Regions from separate parts of the Mus musculus genome. Here region 1 is linked to region 2. A link is a contact called in ENCODE Hi-C or POLR2A ChIA-PET data. All regions are on one chromosome and are shown on one strand. Each heading gives the region's core, a stretch centred on a gene start or an enhancer-like site at or near the end of the contact. The rest is flanking DNA. Distances are from core to core; before and after follow the strand shown. Region 1 overlaps Stox2 (storkhead box 2). Region 2 holds the start of Stox2 (storkhead box 2).

What was found. A loop is a pair of places that touch in the nucleus more often than their neighbours do. ChIA-PET counts read pairs that join two places held with the same protein, here RNA polymerase II (POLR2A).
Region 1: a loop to region 2 is called in a map of left cerebral cortex, with 6 times the contacts of the local background. The contact joins the enhancer-like site here to the promoter of Stox2 in region 2. A Hi-C loop is called at or near these places in 5 of 37 maps with a recorded cell type or tissue (all left cerebral cortex). POLR2A ChIA-PET finds 5 or more read pairs at or near these places in 1 of 5 experiments (Patski).

The regions. Positions count from the first base shown.
Region 1 is chr8:47,241,290-47,248,289 of GRCm38, reverse strand. All of the region lies in intron 1 of Stox2 (storkhead box 2), which reads left to right. Among named protein-coding and RNA genes, the nearest start is that of Gm51570, 24 kb to the right of the region's middle. Within about 2 kb of position 5,574, at least 1 of the 3 ENCODE cell types and tissues checked has a DNase peak (open chromatin) inside an H3K27ac peak, as active enhancers do.
Region 2 is chr8:47,286,252-47,292,940 of GRCm38, reverse strand. It overlaps Stox2 (storkhead box 2), which reads left to right and starts at 3,539. Exons shown (of 4, transcript NM_001114311.1): 1 at 3,539-5,061. The coding sequence starts at 4,896.

The DNA of each region.
Region 1 (7,000 bases), core at 4,325-6,824, 47 kb after region 2:
TTTCTCAAAAGGCAAGAGAAGCAAGTGAATGTCAGAGAATCTACTATCGCTACAGAAGAACAGTGTTCTAACAATGGTCTTATGAGAGAGAGAGAGAAAGAGAGAGAGAGAGAGAGAGAGAGAGAGAGAGATCTTAAAGATGGTAATACCACATTTCGCCTGTTATCCATGATTCAGAGAATTCTCTTTAAAAACAAAAACAAAAAAGAACCCCACCCCTAAAACACCTTTACTAATGTTATTTTTATCCCTAAAATTCTTGAGTTTGGAGTTTTAATGTAATGGTTTTGAATCAAGTATGATCATGTTTAAAGGTATGTACAAATCTCATCCGTCTGTGTTAGGTTTCCTTTCTCCAGAGTAATTTAGTTGAGAATTTTCCATTAAATAATATTTTCATTGACAAAATGTGCAGGCTCTTAAAATTGTCAGGCTGACTAGAGTAAACGGGAAGAGAATTTTAAGAGCTGTGGTGTAGGAAGAAATTACATCTCTCCACATCCCAAATCTTGGGGAACCCATGTTAGTGGCTTTGTGACTTTGGGCTTCACGAACTTAAAGGGAGGCTCATGGTCAAATTACTAGGGGGAGATGCTGGGTCACACAAATGGAACCCATCTGTCTCACTACAGGACAGGAGCCTTACATCTGCTGGCAGTGAGGGGGTGACCTTCTGAGAGGCTGAAACATGGAGTGTTTTCCAGATTGGTTTCACCATAAAACTACTTTTAAAAAAAGAAGTATTTAAAAAAAAAGTCATGATGTGCGTGGGCCTGCACACGTGCGCGCAAACACACACACACACACTCTCTCTCTCTCTCTCCTCTCTCTCTCTCTCTCTCTCTCTCTCTCTCTCTCTCTCTCGCACACGCAGTACCAGAAAGCCTAGAAGAGGGCATTGGATCCCCTGTAAGTGGTATTGGAGGTTGTGAGCCATGTGGGTCTGGAATTGAACGTGGGTCATATGTAAAAGCTATAACCTCTCTTCTAACCACTGAGTTGTTTCTCCAGTCCCTGGCACCATTTTTGTTTGAGGAATTTACTTAGGAAATGCTACTCTTTGGTGAAACAGGTTGGGAAAAGTGGGGTGCTGGGTATCTCCTTACCCCACACTTTTTTTTTTACTCTTGCATCTTTGCATTGTTAACTATCTACTTAATAACCATCTTTTCCTGTTACCAGAGGCTTTGGAGAGAAGGGCCTATGTACAGAGAAGGGCCTCTCTCTTGCTCCTGTTGTACCTCACTGGCAATCCCAGGCTCTCACTAATCACAGTACGAATAATAGTTAACTGAATTGAGCTTTCCCCCACTCCCCAGGGAATATGCAATTTTTGAGCTATGCATTTTTTGGCATTTTTTTATACAAAAAAAACCCCACACACTTGGGATTTAAAAGTCGGTCAAATTAACACAGCTAAACACATGCAGGAGAGCAGAAGTTCTCAGGGAATGTTCACTAATGGACTACTGAAATTTCCTCTACTCTCGCACAAGGAACATTCTGGCCAGACCTCATACTTCCCTAAGAGGTATTTGAATGTAGTTTTAGTTTTTCACAAAATCCCACTGAGTTCCTGGTTCCCTCTTTCGATTCTGCTTGACATTCCCAAGTCTGCCTGGTATTTCTGTTCCAGACTGTAAACTGTCCTTTGCCTGGTTGGAAGGTAGTTAGGTTACCCCAAGCGTTCTAAATCTGTAGGTCAAGACCCCTTCACCAAACCTCTATTTCTAAAAATATTTACATTATGATTCATAACAGAAGCAAAATTACACTTATGAAGTAGCAATGAAATAATGTTATGCCTGGCGTCACCACAATGTGAGGAACTGTATTAAAGGGTCGCAGCATTAGGAAGGTGGAAAGCCACTGAGGTAGAGAAATGGGGATTTGTCTGCAGTGTTTTTATGATGTCTTTGGGTGGAGGGAGCTGAGGAAGGAAGTCCAGTAGATAAGAGCACTTGCTCCGCAGGTATAAAGACTTGAACCCAAATCCCCAACGCTTACATAGAATGCTTCACGTGTCTGTGACCTCAGCATTGAGGCAGGGAGAGCTTACAGGCTAGTCTAGTTAAAACAGCGAGCTTGTGATTCGGGGAGAGACCCTATCTTGAGGCAATGAGACACAGCGGATAGAAGACGGCAGTAGATGTCTCTCTCTGGTCTTCTCATGGGAGGCCATGGGTGCCTACACTTGCACACTTACATGATACACACACACACACACACACACACACACACACACACCTAAGGTTGTTGTTTTTTGGTTTTGTTTTGTTTTGCAGTCATCGTATGGTTCTCAGTCTCAGGTTGCACTTTACTTTTAAAGAGACCTAAATTCTAGAGACTTGCTATCTGTTTCTTCTCCTTTGATTTTTTTATTTCTTGCAAAACAAGCAATGATGTAAATCAAACGGGTACCAGTATACAGCTCACCTCAGTTTACTGTTGACATATGGTCGGATTGGTGGGCTCCATCTCTTGGTCTTTCTAATGTCTGTCCCTCTAGATAGCAGTTGCAAACTTCATCACTGCCCACCCATGTATCAGCGGTACATTTCCTGAGGAAAAGGACATTATTTTATATAGTGAAACCGTGGACAACAGAAGTCAGAAAGTAAATATTGCTCTAATACCTATAAGCCACTATGAAGTCCAAGTATTAAATTCCCCGTTATCCCAATATCCTCTAGTTAAAAGAAAGTCTAAGCTCTGGAGGCTCTATGTTGTATTCACTTGCATGTTGGTAATCTTTCAATAGCAAATTCCCATTTCCCGTTTGTCTTTTGTTATTCTGACCTTTAGGACATAACATATTCATCATTTCATAGAATACCCCCTCAGTTTGAAGACATGTGGTTATTTCATGACTAGGCTTAGAATAAACACTTTTAAAATAAGAATACCACAAAGACTGCATTACGTAGTTTTGGTGCATAGCTGGGCAAGGCTGAGGAGGCTCTTTGTTTCCCTGGCAGTAACTAAGTGTGATCATTTGATGACGCTGCTGCTGGCTTGCTTTTGCCATTCCTTTCCCCTTTGTATACAATGGAAATCTGTGGATGTCTTGAGGCTGTAAAATGGCTTGTTCTCTGACCATCTTTCCCCTTATGCTTTGACTATGTATCCATTGGTTATTCCTGCCTAGGTCGCTCTCACTACAATGCTGGCTCTCCAGTGGGATGCTTTAATTGCATAGTGTCATCTAAAGTTGGGAATTGCTGTTGGTTTATTTTATTTTTTTAAAGGGCTGTCCATTTCGGCATAGCCCATGATGTCTTGTTTATCTTTACACCACAGTGGAGTTACGGGTTCTTTTTATTTCAGGATGCCGAGTCTTTTGAGGGAGTCCTGTTTATGTTTAGTATCTTCACAGCCATAGAAACCCTCTTAAGTTGGTCCTGACATATTTTCTCTGTGTGTGTGTGTTTTCCCTTGCATTCGGTTTTGGTACAGAAAGTACCAGGTTCACTTACACTCTTTCTGTCCTTCCTACCTATATGTGAGAATCAGTCATTTCTCAGAGAACGCCTGGTTTCTTATAGTAGAGACTATTGAAGACCCTTTTTCTTGAGGGTTTTCAGCAGACAGAACTGGTAACATACGTGAACATAGACACAAATGTTCCTAGAATTTAGGGATAAATCTGGACTCTATAGCCTCTCCTCCCCAATCTATATTCCTCTCCCACAAGGTGTTTACTAGCTTTCTCGGCTTCACTGTACACACAGAGTTCTCTCAGAAGCGCCACGCCCACACCGCCGCCCATGGTCGGTGACTCCACTTGTAATATTTAAAAGTTCTAGTCTCTTCTCACCCATCTGCTCCCCCCCAATTTTCCAGAGTTTTCTGATGGCTTCATCTGCTATCATCTTCTCTTTTGTTTTCGTCTCCCTTTAAAATCCCTCGTACTGTCATCTGGGTGGGAGTTGGGAGGTTCTGTTTGCACTCTACCGTGGTTAACTGAGAAATCCATCCTACGTGCGCCTTCTGTTAGCGCCACGGTCCTCGAAGCCTGGAAGGAAGAAAACAGCCTTCACCTTTGCTAGCTAAGATGGCTCCAGCTGTCATCTCTACCTCGATCTCCCATCCTGTGTTCCTTCCTTACTCCTCGCAGAGGACAAAGTAGGTCCTTGTACAGTGTCCTTGACCATTCTTGACTATCTAAGTGGGCAGGGCTTCTTTCTTTGGTACTCGGAAGTAGACCTTCAGGGATGCAGGCAAGACTACAGAGGGTTTTCCCAGTCCGTGTTCCCCGGGCGGGTCCTGCTCTCCCCTACCTCCTCCTCGGTTACTCGGGGGCTACAAATCTGCCCATTGCGGATTATTTCACACTGATAAAAATGAATAGCACAACCACGGAGGAAACAGAATCCAAGTCGGTGTTCCCAGGCTGTTGTTGCTCTCCCCCTTTTCTCATTTGATTCAAATCAGTGCAGACTGGCCTCCTTCGCAATAGCACTTGCACCTTCTGAACTTCGATGTTTGCTGTCTCTGCCCGTTCAGCTTGCTCAGAGCTAATTGTGTCGGTGGCAGGCTCAGATACCTTCAAATTTAAGATGTTTACCTTCAAAGATGCCTTTGGTATCCTCCCCAGTGACAAAGGTTTGGCTCAGGACGCAGAGGGAATTTTCAGAAAAGACGATGAAGGGAGGAGCCATCATCCTTGAAGCAGTTGGGAATGTTGGATTTATTTCTCTTTGCTTTGGTAAACAAAAGCTGGCATTTCTTTCCATGGGTTCTCAGCGGTGGGGCTGCCACCTTGGTAGAGACTGGTGGGCAAATGGAACCCATGCAGTAGGTTGCCAGCCTGGCGATTTTTGCCAGAACTTCTCTAAGCACTTGCCATATTGGCAGTGCCCCCTCCACCCCCCAATCCTCTCTGTGTTTGTTTATTTATTTATTTATTTATTTACTCACTCACTCTGCTTGCATCGTGGAATTCTGGGTAAAGCTGTTTTAAGTCAGAATCATGTTAAAACAACAACATTTAAGAGAACATTTTGACCAAGAACAATGCAAATATTGCAACATACGTAATCTATGCCAAATTGGCTTACAGATTTCAAAACAGGAAGAGTGTTGTTAGCGACGTTCATGGTTTGGTTTTGCTTTGCTGCAGATTAGGTTTAGCGACAAATTCCATCTGGCTACAGCTACATGCAGTCTCTCCATTGATTGGTTATATTGGGACTTCATGGGAGTGTCCTTCAGTTAGCTTTTCCCAGCATTTTTTAAAGCTTCATTGAAGAAAAAAATGGGGTGGGGGGGACGGGGAGGGAGAAAAGAGAAGGACCCTGCATTGTTTTAATTTGCGTCCAACATGCAAAACATAGTTCTAAAATTTTAATTAGCTAAGTGAGCGGTGAAAAGAAAAAAAAAAGTAATAGAACAAGCCTCGGTGAGCAGCTGGGATGTGTTGCCATGACAACAAGTTCAGCAGGGCTGCCAGCGAGCATGTCAATGGGTAATATTGGGAGAGGGCTTTGCAACAGTGCCTGCTAGCCACAATGTGATTGGTCACGCCTCTGTTGTCTTTGTGTGAACCGGTGGATGCTGGGTAAGACCCAGAGTGAATGCTCAGCTTGTCTCAAGGCTGCAATGAGGTAATGCTTCGGAATCTTTGGGGATTAGGAGCTCCTGGCTCCGAAAGACTGCAGTTTAGAGCGCTCTCCTTTCTCTTTGCCTTAATTACTGACTGTAACCCGTAAGGAAGTTTTACAGCTGCCTTCATTTGTTCTCTTATATGGGCTTGCGTTGTATTACAGATAACACGTGCAGACGTGGCATATAGAATCTCAAGCGTAGTCCAAAAAAAAAAAAAAAAAAAAAAAAAAAAAAAGAGATAACCCTCCATGTTATTCATCCTGCATAGAGTCAACATGCATTTGATCTCTGGCATCAGTGACAATCTCTCTTGGTGGATAAATGATATTTTAAAGTGCATTTGTGTTGGGTAAGCAAACTTGTTCCTATCTGGAGACGATTTTGGCATTGATTACTTTTTAGAGTCTTTTGTATGATTCGTGTTTATGATAGCCATGAGGGGGTTGCAGAAAGTGCCAGTTTTGCTCGTTTTTGATTCCTTGAGATTGGCCAGTTTATATCCTGATAATGATCCTACAGGGTTTTTTTTCCCCCCATTTATCGAACAGAATACGTGGCTGCTTCAGAATGATCTACTGAATAAATGCATTGACCGTTCAAACTCGAATCTAAAAAGGAAGCCGAGTTTACAGACAGCAGAGAGGGAGGGCTGTGGATGGGTGGTTTGTGAAGCACGGAGGGTGCTGGTGACAGAGACAAACCCCTAAGCCCCGACCCTGGTTCTCTGTGGCACCGTGACTCAGATCCTCTCCAGGATCTGTTCAGGTAGTCTGGGAACGTTTTGTCAGATTTGTGGGTAGTAAACTGGTGCCCTATGACGGTCGGGGCAGCGTCTACATCGGTGGTGTCCCTAACTAGTGGGGGGAACTGCACTGGATGATTGGATTCACCCCAGCTCCAGAGAGACGTGTGTGAGCCAGCATTTGGACCCAGCTGCTGCTGTATTGGCTTCTTGTTGTATTCACCTTGCAAACTGTTCCTAGAAAAGGCCTAAGTCTTTAAATGAATAAGCAGAATGAAACCACCTCAGCAACAAGGAATGCCTATTTCTGCCCCTGCAGAGCATGGTGAACTCTGCCAGTTGCCCAGCTTTATCTGAGGTCAGGCCACAGACGTGTCTCAGAACCTAGTTGATCCAGCGGGACCATCACCTCAGGAAATTCAAAGCTGTTAAGCAGTGGGTAGAAGGTTCTGCCGTGCATCAAACTGACCCCTCTATGCATTTAAAGACTTGAAAGCCTGGTTGACTTTCACTCTGTTTATATGTCTTTGAGAATAATAGACCTTCCTAAAGAGAAGTAGAGGGAACGTTGTAACTGGCTTTTTAAATAATTAATTGGAAACATTGTAGCAAGAGTACCATCTTGTGATGTGACTTTTTCCAATGGGTTGA
Region 2 (6,689 bases), core at 2,290-4,789:
ATTAAAGTGCCCTTGCTTTTGGAGGCTGCGTAATATTCCACTGTGTATGGACTAGCTACATCCTGGTTATGCAGTGATGGAAAACCAGCTGCTTTCACAATCTGACGTCGATGAATAAAGCTGTCTGAACATTGCTTGCACATCTCTCTCTCATACCTTGCATTCAGTTCATTTGGGCACGTATTCAGATGTGTATTACTGGATCCTATTTAATCCTGTTTTTAACCTTTTGAAGTATTGACATACTGTTATTCAATCTTGCCTACCATACATAGGGGCTCTAATGTCTCTACACACTGGAGGACTTTCTTTTCTTCTCTCCCCACCTCTTTTTGATAACAACCTTCCTGAATGTTATAAGGATACCTTATAATACTTTTGATAAGTATTTTGATAAATACATGGATTTTTCTGATGGTTAGTGATGTTGGAGATTTTTATGTGATTATAGTTATATTTTTGTTTGTGAGTCTAGTGTTTAATAGCTGAGCCATCTCTCCAGCCCTTCTGTGCTTATTCTTACTGGCTATCTGTGTGTCTACTTGGAAGCTTTTGGGGTGTGTTATTGGTGTGTGTGTGTGGTGTTTTTGCTTTGAGTTTTAACAGTTCTCTCTATATTGGGAGATACTAATCCCTTATTAGATTTATGGTTTGCATTTTTCTCCCATTCTGTAGAAGGGATAATTTTTTTCTGTTGATAGTGCTTTTTTTCCTTTTATTTTTAATACTGTATATTTTGTATATTCAAAAATTTTAAATCAGTTGACATATCTGACTGGGAAAGACTTTAGCTCAAATCTTTCCTAGTGTTTAATAGCCTTTCCTAGTCACCTAGTTAGAACACTGAGCAGCAATGACTAGAACGAGACGTCCCTACCATCTGGGGCACACACTCCGTGCCTCTTAAATTCACTCAACGCGCGACAAATCTGATAATTTTAAATGATTTAAACTTTAGAGGAGAATCTCAGTCAAACTTTACACTTTTTCCTTCTTAACGAGCCTAAAAACAATGACACAATCGAAGTCAAGTCACAAAACAGATCTCCTTAGTATTTATGATCTCATACATAAAACTAAGTATGCAAAGGCGTCTTAAGCTTGATTAAAACTTTAATTTTAGAAATTGGACTTGCTTGGCCATTGTTATATGTATGGCTATGCAGCGTGTTTATGTATAGGTATCTGTGTATGCCTGTGTGTGTGCGTCTACATGTGCATGTGAATTTGTGTATGTGTGTGTTTGTGTGGGTGGGTTGGAGGTACATGCACAGGTGGAGGCCAGAGGTTCATTTTAGGCACTGTTCCCGGATGCTGTCAGTGGCTTTTTTGGTGTTTTGTTTTGTTTTGTTTTGAGACAATGTCTCTGGTCTGACCTGGATCTGTATCTTTGAGGATTACAGACTGGCTGACTGGGGAGCCCCAGTGATCCTCTAGTCTCTGCCCCTCCAAGTGCTGGGTTTACAAGCGCACACCTGGCTTTTTACGTGGGTTGTGGTTTTATAACTCAACTCCCCATTCTTGTAGCTGAACTGAATCCCTAGCAATTAAATCTTAGTTGTGAATTTCTCAGATTGAATATTGGGGTTCCCAACAATGGGCTGACTTGGTAAATAGATAGTTCATGACTAGGATACGCTATGGCTCTAGGAGGACTTGGCGGCTAGGCGCTGTGGCTGGGGAATCCCGGGGTCCCATGAACAAAGCAGTCTTTCCCATAGCACAGATGAATGGACATGATGAACCCGACTTTCCCAGTGGCTGCACTCATCCGTTCTCTTGGGATGACCATTGCGCATTGTTAGCTGACGTGGGTGAGTCAGTTACTGACAGTGGTGGGGGTGGGTGGGTGGCAGCGGCTACCATACCTGCTTCATGCATCATCTGGGTTCTGAGAACCCTGGCATGTTTGCTGCCTGCTTCTTAGGTGCCTGGTGTGGCTGCTTGGCCAGTGGATGCTCTCAGTTCCCTGCAAGGTCTGTTGTCACAAGCGACTGAGACCAGATGTAGCTCTCCTCTTCAAATGTATACCAGCCCCACTCATCCTTTCACAGTGTGAACATGATCATTTTTTAAAAACATATTACATGTAATTACCAACTAGCCCCTGCCTTATATTATACCCTCTAAACTCCTTCTATATAGAAATTATAAAATTATGGCTGTATTTTTGCTTTGAGTTCTTCTGTGGCCCCCAGTCCATCAAGAGTAGGAAATAAAACTTTGAACATGGCTAGCAAGTCCCTGCATGATCTACGCTCCCTCTCTCTGACCTCACCGCCCACGGCTTTCCTGTTCAGCTCTGACTCCAGCCATACTGGCCTTCTTGCATTTCTTCCAACAGAAACCAAGACTGGTTTAGACTTCAGGACCGTCGCACTTGTTCCCATGGCCCTGGACACCAATCCCTTCACTCTTTGAGGGGCTCTTCATGCTCTAGGCCCCAGCTACTGGCATGCCTCACAGAGGTTAATGCATCTTTATAAAATGTGGCACAACTTTTGGCTTTAACTCAGCTTCCTGCATTTCTTTTCTGCTGGACCATTCATTGCATGGGACCATATTTGGTATGTTGCCTATTTAATCTGCTCAGTGAATGAATACCAAAGTTGTCACATGATCACAATCCCTCTTAAGTCATAATTACTGCAAAAATTTGTGTGACCATTTTGGTGTCTTGAGAACTGATGTTTTGTTGATTTGAGATACCTGAATGTCAGTAACGCCCATTCGTGAAAACATTAACAAAAAATTCACCTCTATGGCCCTTTACACATTGATCTTCTAAACCAGTCGTCTTTCTGTTCCTTGCCATTTTAGCAAAGGGTACCTTTTAAAGGCTTGTCTTGAATCTAAAAGGAGGTCGCTAAACATTTAGCTAATAGGTTTGTAGTTAGTAATTAATATTGCTTGATGTAGTTATAGGTTTTATATGCGACTTGTGGCTTTTTATCCCCACCCCCTTGGTATCCACAGAGAGGTTGTTCTGGCTATGTATTACCAAGCCACATACTGGAGATGGATGATGGCCTCCCTTCTAGATCTCATTGCCTTTCTGCCTCCTGGATGTCTTGCCAGAGCTTCCTGAATCTTAACCCTTTAGGGCCCTCCGACTGCTGAATACACGTTTCCATGAAGGCTTCCTATTGCTGGCTCTGCATCTTGTCACCCATCAGCGTGGAATGCCACCTTTAAAAATGATTGGGAACGTCTCGTTGTCACAGATGCATTAAAGAAAAGGAAAAAAAAAAAAAAGAAAGAAAGAAAGAAAAAAAAAAAAAAAAACCACCCAGCTCAAACGGGAAATGACAGATCACCTCCAGAGGCAATCAAGTTTATTCTCCTTGTTTAGAGCTCAAAACGCATTTTTGGCAACCCAAATGGGGAGGTGAGAGTGGTGGATAAGAATGGGAGTGGCGGCGCGTGGCGGGGCTGGCGGCCAGGCCGGGCGCCTTTAACTCGGCGTGACCTCGCGTCTGGCCCGCGCCCCCTCCTCCGCGCGCACCGCTGTCCTGCAGCGATTGGTGCTTGGACCATAAGCAGCTGTGCAGGGCCCGGCGGTGCAGAGGCCCCGGGCCCGCCAGCGCAACCAGGCCATTGGGGAGTGACTTCCACTCAGGATCGCAGAGGGCGCAGGCCGTTGGCGCGTGGCAGTCGGCGTGGGCCTGGCGTCCCCGCGCGTTCGCGGCGCCCCGCGTCTCCGGCTGGGCGCAGGTGGACCAGGCCGGGCGCCGCAGATCAGCGCGTTCCCACGAAGGCTAGCCCTCGGAGCGAGGGGGAGGGACCATCGGAAAGACGTGGAACGATCCGCGCGGTGTCATCCGCAGGGCCCAGGCCCCGCGCCGCCGCCGCCGCCGCCGCCGTCGCCGTCGCCGCTGGGGCTTTGCTGCGGGGATCTACGCCGAGCCTCCGCGCTGCCCCGAGATTAGCATGACACTGGGTAGCCGTCCCGCTTTCGGCGGTGCCAGAGCGCAACGCGCTAGTCCCCGAGCCGCGATGGCCTCGCGCGGGGGCCGATCGCCGGGCTCCGCAGCCACCGCGGCCCGTGAGTAAGAGTATGCCTGCGGCGGGGGACCCACGCGTGTCGGCACGCGCCCCCACCCTCCCGCGCCCCCGCCAGCCTCGGAAGGAGGAAGCCTGACGGCGCGCCGCGGTCGCCAGCACCCAACGGGGCTCTTCCTGCGTTGTCGCAGCGGCGGTCCCGGTGCTCCCGTGCGCCCCCCGTTCGAGCCTCTGGAATGAAGACTGCCTCCCGAGGACTGCGAGAGAGAAGCAGAGACAGCGGGCGCCGGGGACTGCGGCCCTCGCGGCTGGGAGGTCCAGGGGGACGCGACTCGGACGCTGTCATCCCCACGCCTCGCGCTGAAGCCTCCTAGTGCGGTTGGGGCTGCCGCCCACCGGTCAAGCTGCCGGGGCGTGCGATCCCGGGTCGGCCCCCGGAGGCCTCGGCTTCCTCATTTGTTTGGGTCTTTTGTGCTGTGGCGCACAGTTGGCTAAGCACTCCTGCGCTGAATCGGGCCATTGTCTGCGCTCCCATTGCTTCCACGCTGCAAGTCTCGGCGCCCCCACCCGGGCCGCCCCCTCCCGGCCGCCGAGCCTCCCAACGTGCCTTCCCCCTCAGGAATCTGGAAGCTGGAAGCCCGGCGGATTGCAAATGAAGTGGAATGCATTGTGGGACGAGTGTAAAATCCGAGCCTTCTCCGTGGGGGTGTGGGGGGGCGTGGGGAGGGCCGGACCTGCCGCCGGCGGTGTAGACACCGACGAGAAGAGGGGCTGGGGGAAAAAATGTGCGCAGAGTCCTCCCGGGTCGTGGCCTCGGTAGACGGATGAAGCAGCGCGCTGCGCCCTGGCGCTGAGGCCCTACTATCGGGGCACCAGGGTCGCCCTTTCCCACCATGAAGAAGACCCGGAGCACAACCTTGCGGCGAGCCTGGCCTAGCTCGGATTTCTCGGACCGGGCCTCGGACCGCATGAGGTCCCGCAGCGAGAAGGACTACCGCCTGCACAAGCGCTTCCCCGCGGCCTTCGCGCCCCAGGCTTCTAGGGGCTACATGACATCAGGTTGGTAAAGCACGGTTCAGCCGCCGCCTGTGATTGCTGCGCCGCGGCTAGTTGAGGGTTTGGGGTAGAGGAGGACCTGCGGTGATGGATGTGCCGAGTTATGTATGGGGAGAGCAGGGAAAAATTAGCTCCCATCCACCATTTTGTACCTCTGTAAGATCCACAGCAGGCCCTCTCAATATGGGGTTGGAGAGCTATTCTTTAGGTAAAAATCGGGGAGGGGGATTGAGCTGAGCATCTGGTCTGCAGGGAGATAGGATGGCTGCAGCCTTCCCTGAGCTTTGTGAAAGGCGAGCCTTAGTCCAGGGTTGCCCGCAATACCAGGTTCGCCTGGGCCTGCCTGCATTATGGCTTAGAGGATATTTAAACACTCCCTCCCCCCCTTTTAAAAAAAGGAACAGGTTCTTTGCACCGTTCTGGAGATTCGAGGCAGGGGGAAGCTCTGCCCATGTCCGTCTGAGTCTGTTTCAATTTGTATGCAGGAGCTATGCCGTGGAGCTCATTGAAAGCTTGGGGAGGGAGTCGTGGTGTGTTTGCATACGGAACGCTCGCACGATTGCGCGTGGACTTAGCATAGCTTGCATCAGTGCTGTGGATGGAATGGAGGCTGTATCGTGTTTTGCATGCCGGATGGGAAGGGCAAACACAATGGTCCTAGAATTGAAGGCTTCAAAAAATAGGTTTCTTGTGAGAAAGCGGTGACTGCTCAGAGCCTCCTGGAATGAGCTGGTTTTCTTTGAATCCCATTCACTGGCTTGTGATACTGGACCAGGGATGCTGAAGGGGGAAATCCTGCGAACCTTGCATTTTGTGTCCCTTACAAGTAAGGGTGTGAAAAATGTTTCATTCTGGAAAGAATTTGCTTTTAAATGCAATGTCGTGGAAGCGTGGAGACCAAACCACTCTAAACCCTGTCTTAACTGGGGAGATTGTTTTAAGCTTGTGGTTGGTACTTATAGTCAAGCCTTACTTTCTCCCTGAATAGCAAATCCTTTTAAATTGGGGTCAGTGTCTCACACTTTAAAAATGTACTGTGACCACGTCTCCATTCCCAGAAAAAGCCTCAAAGTAGCTATCCCTTTTATTTCAAAATCAGGTAATATAAGGATGTTGCATGCTATTTTGGCAATCACACTCCCTGGATTTTCTCTCTTGTGACAAACCAGTTTTGGGAAGGAAGTAACAAGCATAGTTTATGATTAAGTAATTTAAGTGGCGGCTGCGGTTGTTCTATTCTTTAGGCTCATGTCCAGTCAATGCACTGTACACCTAGATCCAACTCTACCCTCGAACACCATGCCCATAGGCCTCATGTACACAAGAGAGTTCAGTTAATTCCAGGCTTCCCTCCCTCACTGCATCCTCACTCAGCAAACCTCTCTCTTTCCTGCCCTCCATACCCACCCCAGAATTCAGAATTGACCCCAAATGTGGAGCTGTTCGAGGGCAGGTGGCTATCAGTTCTCTCACAAGCCTGCAAGACTCTTTTAATAATGTCAGGCACACTCCTGAGGAGTCTATTTTTTACCCGTTTCATCTTCGCTTCCTTGTGATCACACTTTCAGACTTTGCAAAAGAGGTCCATGATTACCCAGCGCTGTGAGACATCTTTGAGGGCACGAGGAAGA